Linked DNA regions of Homo sapiens: region 2 is linked to region 1. Evidence: chromatin loops called from intact Hi-C (ENCODE). Cell type or tissue: A673. All regions are shown on one strand.

Region 1 (8,000 bases):
CTCTCATAACCTTTCTTGCCACTAAACGTGATTTACCAAGACAACCTGGTTTTGTCCATGCTCTGGGCCACCATTCTTTCTGTAACCTTGAGATGGTGATTAGATTCTGTAACTTATTGGGAAATTGGGTCTTCATTCTGAAGGCACCTGTATATACACGTTAAATAATTTGTTTGCCTTTTCTCCTATTAATCAATCTCCCTCATGTCAGTAATTTTTCAGCAAACCTTTTGTGGCCCAAGAGCCTATATCTCCCACACTGAAAACACCTTTGCAAAGATTATGACAGTGAGGGAAGTCTAGCATGGCGGACTCCATCTTGCTTCTAGCCTCACAGGCTGGCAGTCTTGGCTCATTCCCCAGCATAGCCCAAGCTAACTATGGAATTTAGTTTATACTTTAACTTTGAACCAAGGATGATAGTAGTCCCTCCCTATAACTGATGCCCTCCTTGGTCCTGGGCCAAAACCATGTTTGCAAAACTAAAGAAAGTCCACAAGATTAGGATTATGATAGTGGCCTGAATTCTGCTAAAACATAGGTAGTTTCTATAGTCTCTTACTGCTCACAAATCATGTGAACAGAGGTCACAAGATTTGTAACTTCCCTAATTGCTCCTACAGATAACATCACCATTGCAGAATCTAAGATTGGTCTTTTGAGATGTTTTTCACTCTAACCCCACCCAGATTTGTGGCATATGTCTCAACCAGTCCTATGGCTCCCTGCCCAGAGATGGACTCAGCATGGGGGGGACTGTATTTTACACCCTTATGATGACATCCCCAACGAATCAGCAGCACCCATTTGCTAGTCCCTTGCCCACCAAACTATCCTTGGAAAACCTTAACCTCTGGGCCTTCAGGGAGACTGACCTGAGTAACAACTCTGTCTTCCACATGGCTAGCCTGGTGTCAGATAAGCTCTTTACTGCAGTACCATGGTCTCAGAGAATTGGTTTTGTCTGTGCAATGGGCAGGAAGAGCCCATTGGGCTATTACAGCACTACTTTCTCTGTTCTTACATTGCTGAAGTCCAGGTCACAAAAAACTAAATGAAATGTTAAGTGCCAAAAGATTTTCTCATTTCAAAGGGAAATAAGCAATTTTTTGGCATAAATTATAAGAGAATAGCTACCTGGGCTCTTCCAGGGCTCCTCATGCTTCCAGATAATGTTGAGTGGAAATGGATAGCTATGGTTATAGATATTTTGAGGAATTTGAAAAAATGATAGCTTCAGCAGGCAGAATTCTAAGATGCTCCCAATATTCCTGCCCCCAATGACCTATACTCTGTGTGCAATGACTCTGCCATTCATTGTGTGAGAGGCCTGTAAATTAAATGACATCTCACTCACATAAACTTATTAAGTTTAATGGAAAAATAAGTTGTGCATATATAATTAGGGTCCCTAATCACTTGACATTGAGTTAATTAAGGAGATTTTACTTGAGAGGTGTGATCTAACCAGGAGACCCCTTAAAAGAAAGGAGTGATGCAGATGCTTTTCGTCCTGCCTTATAAGAAGTAAATTTGTCATTATAGGAGATTATGTGGCAAGTGGCAAGTGCTCAAGGGGTGCCTGTGGGAACTGAAACCTGATATTTGGCGAGAGCTAACAACATTGTCATAGGAGCCACAAGGAAGTAGTAACTACCACAAAAACAAAACAAACACACAACAACAATACAAAACAAACAGCCACGAGGAACTGGCTCTGCTAGGAACCAGTAAGGTTACAAAAGACTCCAAGGCTTAGATTGGATCATAGCCCCAATCACGCCTTGATTTCCTCCCAAAAGGCCCTGAGCAAAGGAACCAGTTATGCCATATTATGACTCACTGTAGCCGTGGTTTTGTCCCTTTTTACTTTTTACTCTTCTGTATTACTTCAATTTTTATAGTAAGCCTATATTATTTTTACCAACACAGTAAAGCCATCACTTTTAGGAAAATATATCCTTGAGTGATAAGGCTCTACACTCTCAATTATCTAGTAGGTCTTAATAGGCAATGGGAAGGAATACCGTCAATGAACGCAAATGATCCGAGGATGTAGGCTTATCTGAAACAGACTAGATTCTTTCTAAGACAAGCAGTTAGAAAACAGATTTATACCAGGCTGAACCAGGATGCACAGACACTAGGAGCAAGCTCTTATAAATAGGTTTATTACACTAGGCTGAACAATAAAGATAAGATGTTCAGAACAAGCATCATTTTAATGAAAAAGCAGGTTTCCTAAAACTCAGTTTTATGATCAATATAGTAGTCAATTCTTGTCTGGGAAGAGACGTGGGAGAGTTTATGCATATCTCATCATCATTGACAAAAGGTTGCAACTCAATATTTTATATAAAAAAGCTGTATTTGATGAACAAAAGTTGCCACTATATCAGGTGAGAATGTCCCTGTAACAAAGGGAAAAACAATGAAATGTAGTTAAGTTTTAAAACGTAGATTTTAGTTTGGACAAAATTTCAACACCATTTGTTAGAAAATTAATAATATATAAGCTTATAAGAAACATATAATTACTAGGCAAAAAGTGTTTGTAAACAAAAATATTTAAATGAAGAAACATCCATTTTATATAACTTACCTTAAAAATATTTGTAACAAAACTATTTATTAGAAATGCACTTAATTTTTCTGTGGACAAGTTATTACTATACTTTAGTGTTTTGCAACTCTGCAAAATTTTCGTAGTTTTAACAAATTATCTTAAGAATCATGGTCATTATAGTAATGCCTGTATTTTAGCGGTAATTTTTGGAATAAATTTAGTAACCAAGATAAACAAAAAACAAGCAAACAAAACAAAACAAAAAAGAATTGCAAGAAACTCTAGTGCTTCTAGACATAGGTTTTTAGTGATATTTCCCCTAAAAAATTACAGAGGGTTTCGTCACATACTATAAATGCTGAAATAAAATATATGTGTCATGTCCACATACAGTATAAATCATGACTATTGGGGAGGCCAATTATCTTTTCTAACATGCATTGTTGTACACAACAATTGGAAGTATACTCTTTCTAAACATATACTATGATTTACAGCAAGCTGTGTGACTTTGAAAAATTATCTTCCTTCTTTGAGCTTCAGCTTTCCTATTTGTAGAATCAGTAAAACATATTTTTCTAAATTATTTGCAAAACGTTCCAAACTTTACATGCTATGTGAGTAAAAAGAAAAATAATGCAGCAGAAGTGAAAACAGTAAACCAACAGAAGATATTTGTCCTTTTAGTCGACAACAATTTTAAACATCTTATATATTTCAGGCATTTCCTTTACTGATGGGGAAATAAACACAGATATGGAAAAGTGCCTCCAGGGGCTTAAAATATAGTAGGAGGAATGAGTTGTATTTTCAATATGAGAACCTTGTAAGTATCATAGATGCTTTGACAGAAATGTTGACATTTGGGGACAAAATAAAGGAGTGATCAACTTTGCCTGAGGGACTCTAGGAGGCCTTTGTTGAGAAGCAAGGGAGAAAAAAATGTTAAAGAACATGTAAGAATTCATGAAGATACTTATATGGGACAGGGAGTTCTATGCAGAAGGAGGAGAACCACAATACCATTGGTAGACATCGCAATGATTTTGCTGTACTTGGAATGTAGCTTGTGCATATGAACATGCCTGTAAATGTGTGTGTGTGCAGAAGTTAGTAATAGAAAATGCACTCTTTGATCTTTATCTTTCTATCAGTAGGACCAGAAACTGATTTAAGTAAGATGAACATGTTTCTATCTAAACGTCTAAATAGATTTCTTTCATTCCCCCATGAATAAAAAGATTAGTTGGAGGAAAATAACGTGTGAGGCTGGGAAAATAGCCTTTGCAGTGGCAAAAAGGAGTCAGGAAGAGGGCTGTATGGCAAATTCATAGGTGGAGAAAGGAAAATTTTAACCTGAGTTCTGGAAAAATCAGCAACCAGCCTTTGTGCCCTATTTGGCAAGGGGATGTCAATAGGAATGGAAGCGGTGTTAGAAAAATCACAGATTTTTGCTTTAAGAAACTGGAAAGGAGAAAACATGAGTAGGCAGACTTTTGTTGGGAGCAAAGAAAGAACTCAGCTTTAGACAGTGAATTTGAAAAGTCTATGGCATGTGCAGTTAGAATTGTCTACAAGACTAGAAAAATCTGCAGTGGTTACGTTGATTTAGGGCTAAGTTACAGTTGATGAGACTTTAGGGAAACTAGGTAAGGTATTACAAAAGAAGGTGAAGACAAATATTTAGAAAAACAGAAACATAATATAGAAACAACAGCATTCATGTGTTTTTTCTTTAATTAGGTACATTAGCGTGGCTAAAAATAGCATTATTTTAAACTTAAACTGAGGCATGTATGATTGGCTATGTAAAATATTCCAAATTTTATTATCATTTTGTTCTTAAGAGTTATTCAAAAATTAACCACATGATGGTGCTATGCTACCAAATCATGTGAACTCATTTGTCAAGCGTGAAAAAAGAAAAAGAGTTTTACTGATTTACGGGTAAGTATAAAATATATATATGCTCAGTGGGACCAACTGGCACCTTAGCCGATTTGTTAAAAGGCTCTTTGTGAAGAGTAATATCATTTATCTCATACGTTTTTAAGGAAAAAGAAAAATTCTGCTTTGGATTTAATGTGATCACACAGTTATGTTAATTTGAAATAAACTAATATTGCCAAGTAACATCAAAATGGTAAGCACTGTCTCTAATTCCAAAAAAGGTTTACTTTTAAAAAAACTAAATAGGAAATAACTTCACCACTCTTCATTTTAAACAGTTTCTAAGAGAAAGTTTTGTAGAAATGGTAGAGAACTGTTTGAAAAATTATACAGGATATTAAATTATTATTTTGGATAACAAGTATTCACTTAATTATTTTAATTATTTAAATTTTGCAATCACTTTGGAGAAAATTCAAGTGCTTCTATAACCATATTTAGATTTTGAGTCCTTGAAAACTTTTAATTCGTGTAACTCACTATCCATGTTTACATATAAGAAGTATATATTTTATTCCCATTTATTCAGTAGCAAAAAAAACACTAGTGACTAAACACAAATTTCATTTAGGTTTTCACTAAGAATGAAGCCATTGAATTTTAAAACTCTTATTCTGTCATTGTAAATGTAGCTCACCTCTTAATTTCTAGACAATTTGAATTTTTAAAAAACTTTATTCTGATTTTATTAGTGTTTTATTGCTATAACACCCAACACCATATAGGACAAGCTTTTTTTTTTTTTTACAGTTTTCTCAGAGTGGTAGGATGTGAGGGTGGAATAAAAGCAGTTTTTATTTTGTTTTGTTTTGTTTTGTTTTACCAATATCTTATGCCTTGGAGCAATTTATAAAGCTTCATAATGTTCCTCTGAATTCGAAGTGTCACAGTGAAATGGCATTCTGTCACAGTGAAATGGCATTCTGTCACAGGGCTCATAAAGTGAATCAAAGTTAAGGTTAATAAAATAAATAAAAATGCCTTTCTTCAGTCTTCTCAGTTAATCTAAACCTGACCATCATTTTTGTTTTCTCAAGCCCTCCCTCTATACAGGAAATAGACAGAGGAGAAAATAGTGAAAGAAAAGCAAATAAAAGATTTTGAAGATAAAACAGTAATAACAATATGTACTTCAGATCATTAGTATTTTAATGTATTCTTAAGTGCGTTAAAAAAAGAAAAACTCTGAAAACAAAGCATGTCATGCCTCATTCCTCTATTGCAGCTCAAAATCTGTTAGCTAAAAAATTAAAATAACTGGTGTTTAAAAAAGGACTACATATTCAAATGTAGAATATATATTTGGGACTTTCTAAATGCATTTAGTATACTTAAAATGTAATTTCTGTATGAATCTGATTTTATATCAGAATTCTTGTATTGCAATATTGAAGGGAAAACCTTAACAAATAATTTAAGATCATTCTGGATCTGCAACACTACTGTTGATGTTTACATACACAGTTATTGAGATACACCTAATTCTTTAAGGATTCCTAATGATAATTGCAAGATGAAGTTTTCTGAGAACTTATTGAATATATGCTTGAGTATAGTACTATTTTACAGTCTTTACCCAAAAGCATTCTGTACTTAAAAAATTGTTGTAGTGTTTCAATTGATTTTGAATTTTTATGGGCTTTATTCAATGAGATATTTTCTCACATTTTTATTAAGTCATACTATCATGTTTAATTGAGTAATGCATCTATGTACATGTGTGCATATAAACACAATACACGATACAATATATACAATAGATAGGTGGACAGTTTTTAAGTTTCATTACAAAAATGTCCTCCTGAGTTATTTTTTAAAGATTCAATAGATGTAGGGTGCAGGCTACAATGTTCTTTCTAATAGAACACTAGGTTAGCATAGGGGATTGCCTCTAGTGGATCCATATTTAGAGATGAAAGCAAATTACAACACTGAAAGAAAATCCATGTGTTTTATTAGGCTCTGAAGTCTCAAATGCTTGGTGTAATTTACCAGATGATGATAATATTTATACAAATATGTTTTGGCTGTTCCTTTACAATTTATTTAGAATCTCACAATCTCTCACCATCTCTGTTGCTGTACCATCACGTTCCACATTTCTATCTGTTTCCCGGTTTACTTCTATGGTCTCTTAACTGAGCTATTGCTTTCATTATTTCCTAGTTACTGTTCTCTTAAGACAACCAGAGTCACTTGGGTCTACAAGGGTAAGGCGAGGCCAGGTGTGGTGGCTCATGCCTGTAATCCCAGCACTTTGGGAGGCCAAGGCAGGTGGATCACCTGAGGTCAGGAGTTCAAGACCAGCCTGACAAACATGGTGAAACCCCTTCTCTACTAAAAATACAAAAAATTAGCCAGGCATGTTGGCAGGCACCTGTAATCCCAACTACTTGGGAGGCTGAGGCAGGAGAATCGCTTGAACCTGGGAGACAGAGGTTGCAGTGAGCCGAGATCCCTCCATTGCACTCCAGCCTGGGCAACAAGAGCAAAACTCCATATCAAAATAAATAAATAAATAAAAATAAATAAAAGAGTAAAAGTGATCTAGATCTACACTCACATGGGCTCTCTATATCACGATCTGTTAATAATTCAACATCTTTGCCTGGTCTACAAGGCTCTGCCTGGCGAGCCCGTCATCTCTGGCCAAGGCCCTCTTCCTTCACTTCATTCCAGCCCCACTGGCCTTCTTGCCTAGTACACTCCCAATTCAGAGATTTTGAAATTGCTGCTCAAACTTTTAGGAACTCACATCACCCAAATACCACATGGTCAGGTTTTTGCTCATATTCCCTTCTAATACAGAAGTCTTTTTTTATTTTTCACCTCACTGTAAGATACCCTCCACCCTCCACATGCCTTTTACCCCTTCATCCTACTTTAAGTCTTTCTAGCTTGAATTCATCACTGCTGAAAGTGATTTCTAATTTGTTTGTTTATCTCCTGACGTCCTCAGTTGAATGGAAGCTGAGTATGAGTGCAGGCAGTGTGTTTGTTGAGTTCACTGCCCTATCTCCATAGTGGAGTCTGGAAAACAGTGGCTGCTTCCAAAATACCTGTTGAATGAAGTAGTGAAAGTTATGGACATTGAGCTTTACTTAGATAATGAATTTCAGGCCAGTAAAATGGACAACAATGATTCATCCACCACAGGAGAAATGAGTGTGTGTGTGTGTGTGTGTGTGTGTGTGTGTGTGTGTGTGTGTTTTATTTGCAGATATACTTTCAAGATTATCTACCCTATCTAAATCTATTTTAATAAAAGTATTATATAATTTTGCATATCTCAATTTTAATCCAGTTAAGAAGAATAAAAATTCTAAATAAACACAATAAATACAAAAAATAAATAACATGACTCATTCTCTGTAGATGTTTCATAATGAAAAAGGCAGATATGTTCTTATTGCTTTCATGATAGTTGAACTTACATAACTGAATGATTACTTTCAAAGATTAATATGTTTTGATATAATAAGAT
Region 2 (8,000 bases), 400 kb after region 1:
TGGTAGCCAAGTACACATCAGCCTTTGGGAACCTTGAAAATAGTTTACTCCTCTGGAAGAAGCACTAACATCGACATCAGCCTGAAAAGCTCTCCAGAGAATTTCAGAATGATAGCCAATTATTAGAAAGTGTTCTGACATCTTTATAAAATGTCCCATCTCAAGAGATCCATAGAAGAAAAGGGAAGTCAGCACTTCAGGAAATACGAGTGCTCACTCTGAAAAGCACACTTGAGATACCATTATAAATCTTTATACAAAAGCAGCTAGATATTTACATTTTGCTTTAACAATAGAAATTAATTGTTAAAAATCAACCTGTTTCAGTATTATACGTGATATTTTAAATAATGTTTATTTCATTATTTGAAAACTTTTATGTCATACAATATCAAGGTAAGTGATTGCTATTCTTCAGTATTTAGCCTGCAGACTGATAGATCACATAATTATAGTGATATAATTATTTAATTACTCTTAATTACATAAAAATTTATCATAATATGGAGTAAAACAATCAGGCTATATTTACATGCGCTTAGTAAGGTAGAAAAGAAAAAGTTCAGGTAATTAAACTTTGGAAAAAAGTTGCTTACAATACCTTTCTAGATATTTTTAACAAGCTTACAAGAAAATGGGTAAAAAAGAATTAATATGGAATGGTTTAATCTGAATTACCTGGATAATTGCCCTAAATGATATAGGAAATGTAAGCTTCACTTCAATTCATTATATCTTAATAATAAAAATGAAATAAAACATAAAAAAGATTTTTTTACAAACACGTAATCTCTTATTGAAGAATTCTTTCAAAAACAAGCATTTTAGAAAGCACTTAATTTTCCTTTGCTTTCTTTTTTTATTCATGTCATAAAAGAAATCCACTTCTGTTGAATAAGTACTATAAATTATATGAATGGTACAATAAGTCTTCTAGTTTCATTTTTCTTAATACTTGCATCAGAAACTATAACATTTAAGTTTTAAGTTCCAAATGGATACTATTAAAATATTCAGGGATTTAGTCCTAAATCCTTAAACCAAAAGGGAGCTCAGGAATATTGCTAATGTAGAAAGCTGCACAAAATCTCAACTCGCATTTGCAAATTTTCTTTCCATCTGATTTAACTTTGAAGTTTTCAGACTCAGATTTTACTATATGACATCAACAAATCACTTCAATCAAAACCAATTTACCTTGGCAATGCACAACCCTCCAAATAGATTATTAAAAAGGTAAAATGAGAAATTAACTATCTTTTCATGTTCCCTTTTATTTTCTCTGGATACAAGGCAGAATGAATGTATTTCAGAAGAAATTGCCCTGAGATATCATTATCTCCAACGCCGTTTTCACTCCAGGAAACTTGCTTATAAATTAAGCTTTTCCTGACACAGTCACTTGCTGCAGTGCAGAATGTCAGTTTAGTCAGTTAGAACTTTCAATGCAGAAATTCAGTGCCATGCAGTCACCCGGATAAAGCAGCACTTACCTTAATTGAAATTTTCTCTGTGAACGAGGTGAGAAATCCGTCAAATCAACCGTGAATGGGGTGGGGAGATCGAAGTTTTCAATCAACACCCTCCAAGTAGCTGCATCCTGTGCTCCTTTTCCCTGTTATGTTGAGCTCCTCACTGTCTAAGGAGAGAAAAACATCAGCTGAAATCCTCCGAGGTTCCCAGTGAGTAAATGAGGACTAAGCGATGTTTCTGAACGGGAGATTCTCCGTGAGCGTGCTCCGTTTGGAGGCTCCCTAACACTCTTGGCAGGTCCCTGGAGCCAGGCGTTAATCATTGACCTGATTAGCAAGAACGCTCCGGGTGCGCAGGCAACACACGCCGAGGGTTGGTGGGTCTCCCGGGAACTGGAAAAGGCACCAAGGCCACTTGGGAATCTTGTCTTTTCCAGCCTAATGGATGAACTACAACTATGATTATGATTTGCAAGGAGATTAGCTGCCGTGCTAGCCATCGCAGGACTTAAACAAATGTGCTTTCTCCTGCTGTTTTTCAAGGTGCCTTCGTGTAAGATATTAGGTACAGTGAAGCAATTAATAGACTGATAGAGCTGATTTGTAAGACAAGCTTAAAGCTGAAAAATGTTTAAAGCGATGTGATCAAAGAGATAGCTGCACTTGTCTCTGCCGCTCGCCTGCTACATACTTCAACCTTTGTCGAACTAAAATGAATTTAAAGGTTTATTACAGCCCTCCAGAGTGCAACTCTCTGAATTTATAAAAAGGAAGTATTCATACTAAATAAGCATATTTGGCAGATTGCTACAGACACAAGCACTCAAACCACGGCATGAACACAGCCTTGCTTGTGTAGTTTTCCAAACGGCATTTTCAATTAGCATTACACTTGCAAAAAATGTTTGCATTGTACCCTTAACCAGAGTAATGTAGGAGAATACAGCACTACACCTAACCGAATCATCTCTTTGATTATCTGTTGAAATACTGATTTCCTAAAACAAAAACAAGCAAGCATATGAGAGGATCGAAAATATCTAACAACTTTTTAAACGTAGCTATGTGCCGTTACCAACCTGCTGGTCCCCATCCGTCATCCGCTCTTTCTGCCACTGACCACCTTCTCAGCACTTCCTCATCAAGTTCCTAGTTCCCTGAAGAGATCTAACTCTCTGGAAAAGGTCACATAACTGAATGCCAAAGCCCCAAATGGTTAATTTTTGACAGCTCTCACTTTTGCAGGATAAAATTATGCAAATAACATAAAAAGAACAGATGAAAAAAGTAATTTGCATGTCTTGAGGGTGAGAAAATTCTCATTGCCAGAGAGAAAGCTGACGACTGTCCTCTCACAATGATCCTGAGTGATATGTTCAGCACTTTTGTTTTTTTCCAGTGGGTCTCACTTGGGACATATGGCATTTCTTTGATGTGTGTGTGCGTGTGTGTGTGGGTGCGTGTGCTTGCGTGTGTGTGTGAGAAAGAGAGAGAGGAAGAGCGAGAAGCTATATTTACATTGTGATATTTATATATATCTTAGAAAACCCTCAAATTTCAGTAGGCGAATGCACTAAGTATAAATAATAGAGAATCCGTTTGCCTTATACATTCCCAAATATATTTTTAAAGTATCTCATTAAAATACAAGCTCTTGGTGAAACTTTTTGGACAAAGTAAAACTTCAGGGTAACTGAATTGCTGTTACTAAGGCAGGTACTCATCCTACTCTGAAAACGGAGACGGCCCTGCAGAAGCCCCAGGAGATGGGGCTGTAGCCTCCCATGCAGAGGTCTCTTGCTCCCTCAGCTGGTGGAGGGTGACAGCCGAATGTGAAGAAACCCAGTCAACCACTTCAGGAGAGGGAGAACAATTTTTGCTGCTGTAAAGCAGGAAACCCATTATCCAATTTTAGATTGGCATGAGAGTGTTATAGTAGAAAAGAGGCTGCTTACATCGAAGTAAATGCACCTTGAGCATAAATTGTAAAAATAAGAAAATGTAACTGCTAATTTCTCCTGAGAGGGTTCCAACTAGTCTTTAACACAATACTTGTAAATAACAGTGGGATAGATTCCAGGGCTCTAATGTGTAGTTGGTCATGCAATTAAAGCACTCCGTTTCTCGTATTGGTCTAAGTCCCATTCTGAGGATCTTAAATCGTGAACTATTTTTAAAACTTATTAAAACGTTAAGACAGGGCTTATTTTCCTGAACCCTGCCAGCCAACCCACAATCATCATCACCAACTAAAACAGGTGCACACGAAACTTTGTGCCATAGTAGATGGGTTCTATCTGGAAACTCCAACTCCATGAGACTGCCCTGATGACATTTCCAAATAACCAGCCTTTCTGTTCTCATAAAATCCAGAGGTCTTTCAAAACCCTGAATGGTTTCTATAGAGAGTATGATGACTCTTCAGTAGTTTTTTTAACCTATGTTGGAACACTAATTGATTTTATGTGAAAGTACACACATGAAGAACAAAGCAAAATAAGACCATTTTGTTGGAGGTGTGAGGGGAGACCGTAGTCACATGAAAATAACAGGTACTGTCTATTACATGCTTGCTATGTAGTAAGTGACTGGCATGCACTTCAGCTATAGCTATCCATGAACCCCTTAGTCCAATTCTATTAAGCAGACATTATAATATTTTATTTTTTAATTAATTAAGTTAGGGCTCTGAGAAGTTAAGCAAATTTACCAATGTTGCGTAGTCAGTACAGAAGAAACCCACCACTAAAAGTCAGGTTACTGTAACTATAAAATTAGCAAATATTTGGAAATTCCCAAATGTTAAAACTGATCAAAACCCTTACTTCCAACAGAATGGGAACATTTTCTAGATTTTATGATTAACAAAAATCATTTTCACATCTTTAAAAACCATTTTATAACTGATAAACTATTGTAACAGTTCTGCTATTAAAAGTTATGTATGATTTAGCAGAAAAAAAATTCACAAAAAAAACTTTAGGCTAAAAAATAGATTCCATCCAGAGCTTCCAAATATATAATTCCATTAGCACAAATGACTCAATTTCAAATTTTTAAAAATCCCTTCTGCAATTCATTTGCTCTCCCACTCAAATATAATAATTATTGCTTTTTTAAAACAAGAAAATAGCTCCACTCTAAGTAAACGAATATCTCAAGAACAGCCATAAAAATATATTAGACCAAAATTATGATGATTTTTACTAACCTAGTTCTCCAAGTGGCATAATGTAATAGCAAAGCTCAAATGTACTAGGGAGCTAAAGTTTATCTCTGATTTGTTCATGCTTTATCTACAGGTTTCTTAAAAGTCACATGAATCCTATCATTTCATATGGCTCTTTGAAATTCTCAGACACATCCATAACTTTACAGAGAAGCATTGTGACCACACTCTTTCAAGAAGTTTAATGAAATAAATGATGATAACGCAAACTAATGCAACATTTAAACTTTGCCAAGAACTTATTCTCTCATTTGATTCTTATGGGAATCTTGTGAAATAGGTTACCATAAGTATTTTTCTCATATGTTAGTGATGAGGAATAAAAAGAGCAAGTGATTGTCCTTTGGTGTTTGATAGTGGAAAACCTAATGTCTTCCTTTTTACGTAAGTCCTATTGCTCCCCACTATGTCGAACAAATATGTTTATCTGAGTCATCTTGTTGTCAAAAAGGATCTTAAGTGGCTATATAAACAGAAGTCAGTCTTTCTTCATTTACTTAGGTTTGTTCCAAACAGTGTAAATTGTGATTGTGATTTATTGAAGAAAAAATTACTCTGAGCTGACAGGGAACTTGTGATTTATGTATACTGGAATAGCAACCCTTAGATTTCCTACAGACTTTTCCTGATCTTGGCTATTATTATTTAAATTGGGGATATATGAAGATATTTCCCAAATATTAGTCTTATGATTCTTACACAAATAGAATCTTGCTTCTGTATACCAATGTAGATTCAGCTATTACCTCCCTACCACTGTTTGTGATGGTTTATCAGAACAGACCTTGAAAAATTACTGTTAATTATTTTAAATGGATCTATAAATACATATACATAAACAAGCCACCTAACTAATAACAAATTGATCTTGCAGCAGCAGCATCAAGCTAATACTATCACACAGAGGTTTGCTGAATGCTAACAGATTCTCATGTATTATACATATTTCTGCTTATGTCTAAATCATGGAGGCTGAATGACTAAACTCACCAGCCTTCAAGAGAAATTTTTATTTTTGATTCCGGTTTCACGCACATATACTCATGAGTTTAAGATAAGATGAAATTTTAGAAAAAAAAGAAAGCTAAACTGGATATCAGAAAACTTAGACTATAGTCAAAATTCTAGCAGTGAGTAGTTTTCTAACCGAAGCCATTTAAAAAGCTTCTATTTAATAATTTCATTGGAAAATTTGAGGAAATTAAACTATATTATCTCTAGGATTTCAGTCAGTTATGAAAATGCATCTATTTGCCTAATAATTTGTGATGTTCTTTCTACCTAATTCAGAAATAATCAAGCAATTAAGAAGGAATTATTGTCTGCAAATACATGTTTTCTCCCTTCTCACACCCTTCCATGCCCCAAACAACTTATTTTATACTATAAATAACATTATAGCAAGGATGTGTTGATTTCATAGTTCGAGTAATTAAAAAATCAGCCAGAAATTATTGATGTGAAATTGTAAATGGAGTAGATTAAAAAATTGCTAAGGTCAGGAATATTCTTTAAATGTTTTAAAATAATTATAACACGTTTCTTTAAAAGGTCATGGTTATTTTATTGCAACTAGAATGGATGTTAGCCATCCTCTCTATTGTCCTGATCAGTAAAATTAATGTAAAGGTAACTTAATTAAAATGATTGAGAATTATCTTAAAATTGGAGAGCATACTTAAAGAATGGACACATAATATTAACATATTTTGTGTTTTTAAAAGCACATTTCCAATTTAGTAGACAATTATTTTAAAATAACAAAAAAGCAGAGTGCATAATTAAAAGAAAAGAAATGGCTTTTGTAGACATAATTGCTTTGCATTTTAGACCTTTCTTGTTAGCTCTGATTTATTCTATTTTGTATCTTTGAGGTATGACTATGAAGTTCAAGTAAAATTAGATAAATAATATGTAAAACTTTAAGAATATTAAACTCACTTTCTATTGAATTCACTAAAAGATACTAAAAATTAGTAATGACTAGAGTTATACATATAAAACCCAAACAAAACACATTTTTAGCAATGATTTTAAAATGCCATTAAACAAATGGACATATAAAATAATATTAATGAATAATATTGCTCAATAGAAAAAAAATGTTTATTTCCTTACTGAGTAGATAGGTTTACCCTTTTGGAGAGTCAGAAAAGCAGTGGTAGGGTAGAGTGGAATGTGGAAAGATCTGCAAGCACTAATGGGACAACTAGTATCAAATGAATTTCCTGTTCACTAAAAAATTTTAGATGATGAAAATTCTGACTTAGATTTTCTTATTAATTCATAACTATTTAACTATATATTTAATTATTTAACAAGTTATTTCTACCACTAAATACCTATTAGAATAGTTAAAATCAAAAAGAAAAAAAACTCTCATTACGTCAAGTGTCAACAATGATGTGAAAAACCTATAACCCTAAAACACTGTTCATGGGAATATAAAAGGATGCAATCACTCTAAAATACATTGTGGTAGTTTTTTAAAAAGTTAAACGTATGCCTATCGTGTGATGCAGCCATCTCGCTCTGAAGTATTCACTCCAAAGAAAAAAAAGCATATTTCCATTCAAACAACTAGACACAAATGACTGATTAGTCACAATGGCTCCAAACTGGGGAAAAAAAAGTCCGTCAACAGGTGAGTGAATAAACTGTGGTACACTCATAGAATGGAATACTTCTTGGTAATTAAAAGTAGGCAACTACTAGTACACTTAACAACTGGACCACAAAATGATTATGCTGATATAAAACAAGCCAGAAACAAATACATTACTAATATATAATTACATTTCTGTAGAATTAAAAAATATGGAAATTTATCTGTAATGACAGAAAACAGGTAACTGGTTGGAGGTGAATGAAGTTGGAATGAGAAATTGCAGAGGTCACAAGAAAACCCTTGGGACAATGGAAATATTCAGTGTCTTGATTATGATGGTGGCTTCACAGGTGTATATATGTGTCAAAACCCATCTAATTTGCAAGTTAAATATGTGCAGTTTACTGTATATAAATTATACCTCAATAAAGTTGCACAAAACCCTCACATCTTCCTCATTTCTTCTTTAATAAAACAGAATCACAATTAAATGATTAATAACAGATTATGTCCATAATAACAATCTATATGCCTTTAATTCTGATTTCTATTTTCTAAAGAAACCGCATCGAAGATGGAATAAAATCACCTACTTTATATTTCTAACCGTTTCTTAAATTGTATACAGCATTTCCCATTCAATCATATTTTAAGACAACTTTAAACTTAATGTCCTAGTATCTATCCAGAT

The links. Hi-C counts contacts between places; a loop is a spot of excess contacts. Peaks named below come from ENCODE experiments on the same cell type or tissue, not always from the same donor. Only the 100,000 strongest peaks of a DNase experiment are listed, where the experiment ranks them.
Region 2: a loop joins it to region 1, with 6 times the contacts of the local background. A loop is called at or near these places in 12 of 110 quality-filtered maps.

Annotation. Positions count from the first base shown.
Region 1 is chr5:21,806,462-21,814,461 of GRCh38, forward strand. The region is part of intron 9 of CDH12 (cadherin 12); the gene reads right to left. Among named protein-coding and RNA genes, the nearest start is that of SNORA105A, 74 kb to the right of the region's middle. RefSeq lists a silencer at 6,625-6,819. In A673, a CTCF peak has its summit at 4,431 (motif pointing right); DNase peaks (open chromatin) are centred at 720 and 4,470; H3K4me3 peaks cover 374 bases; H3K27ac peaks cover 3,482 bases.
Region 2 is chr5:22,211,005-22,219,004 of GRCh38, forward strand. It overlaps CDH12 (cadherin 12), which reads right to left. Exons shown (of 15, transcript NM_004061.5): 4 at 1,494-1,639. It overlaps LOC105374682 (a long non-coding RNA gene), which reads left to right and starts at 1,428. Exons shown (of 2, transcript XR_925845.4): 1 at 1,428-1,521; 2 at 1,910-3,601. In A673, a CTCF peak has its summit at 3,292 (motif pointing left); a DNase peak (open chromatin) is centred at 3,277; H3K4me3 peaks cover 2,700 bases; H3K27ac peaks cover 1,601 bases.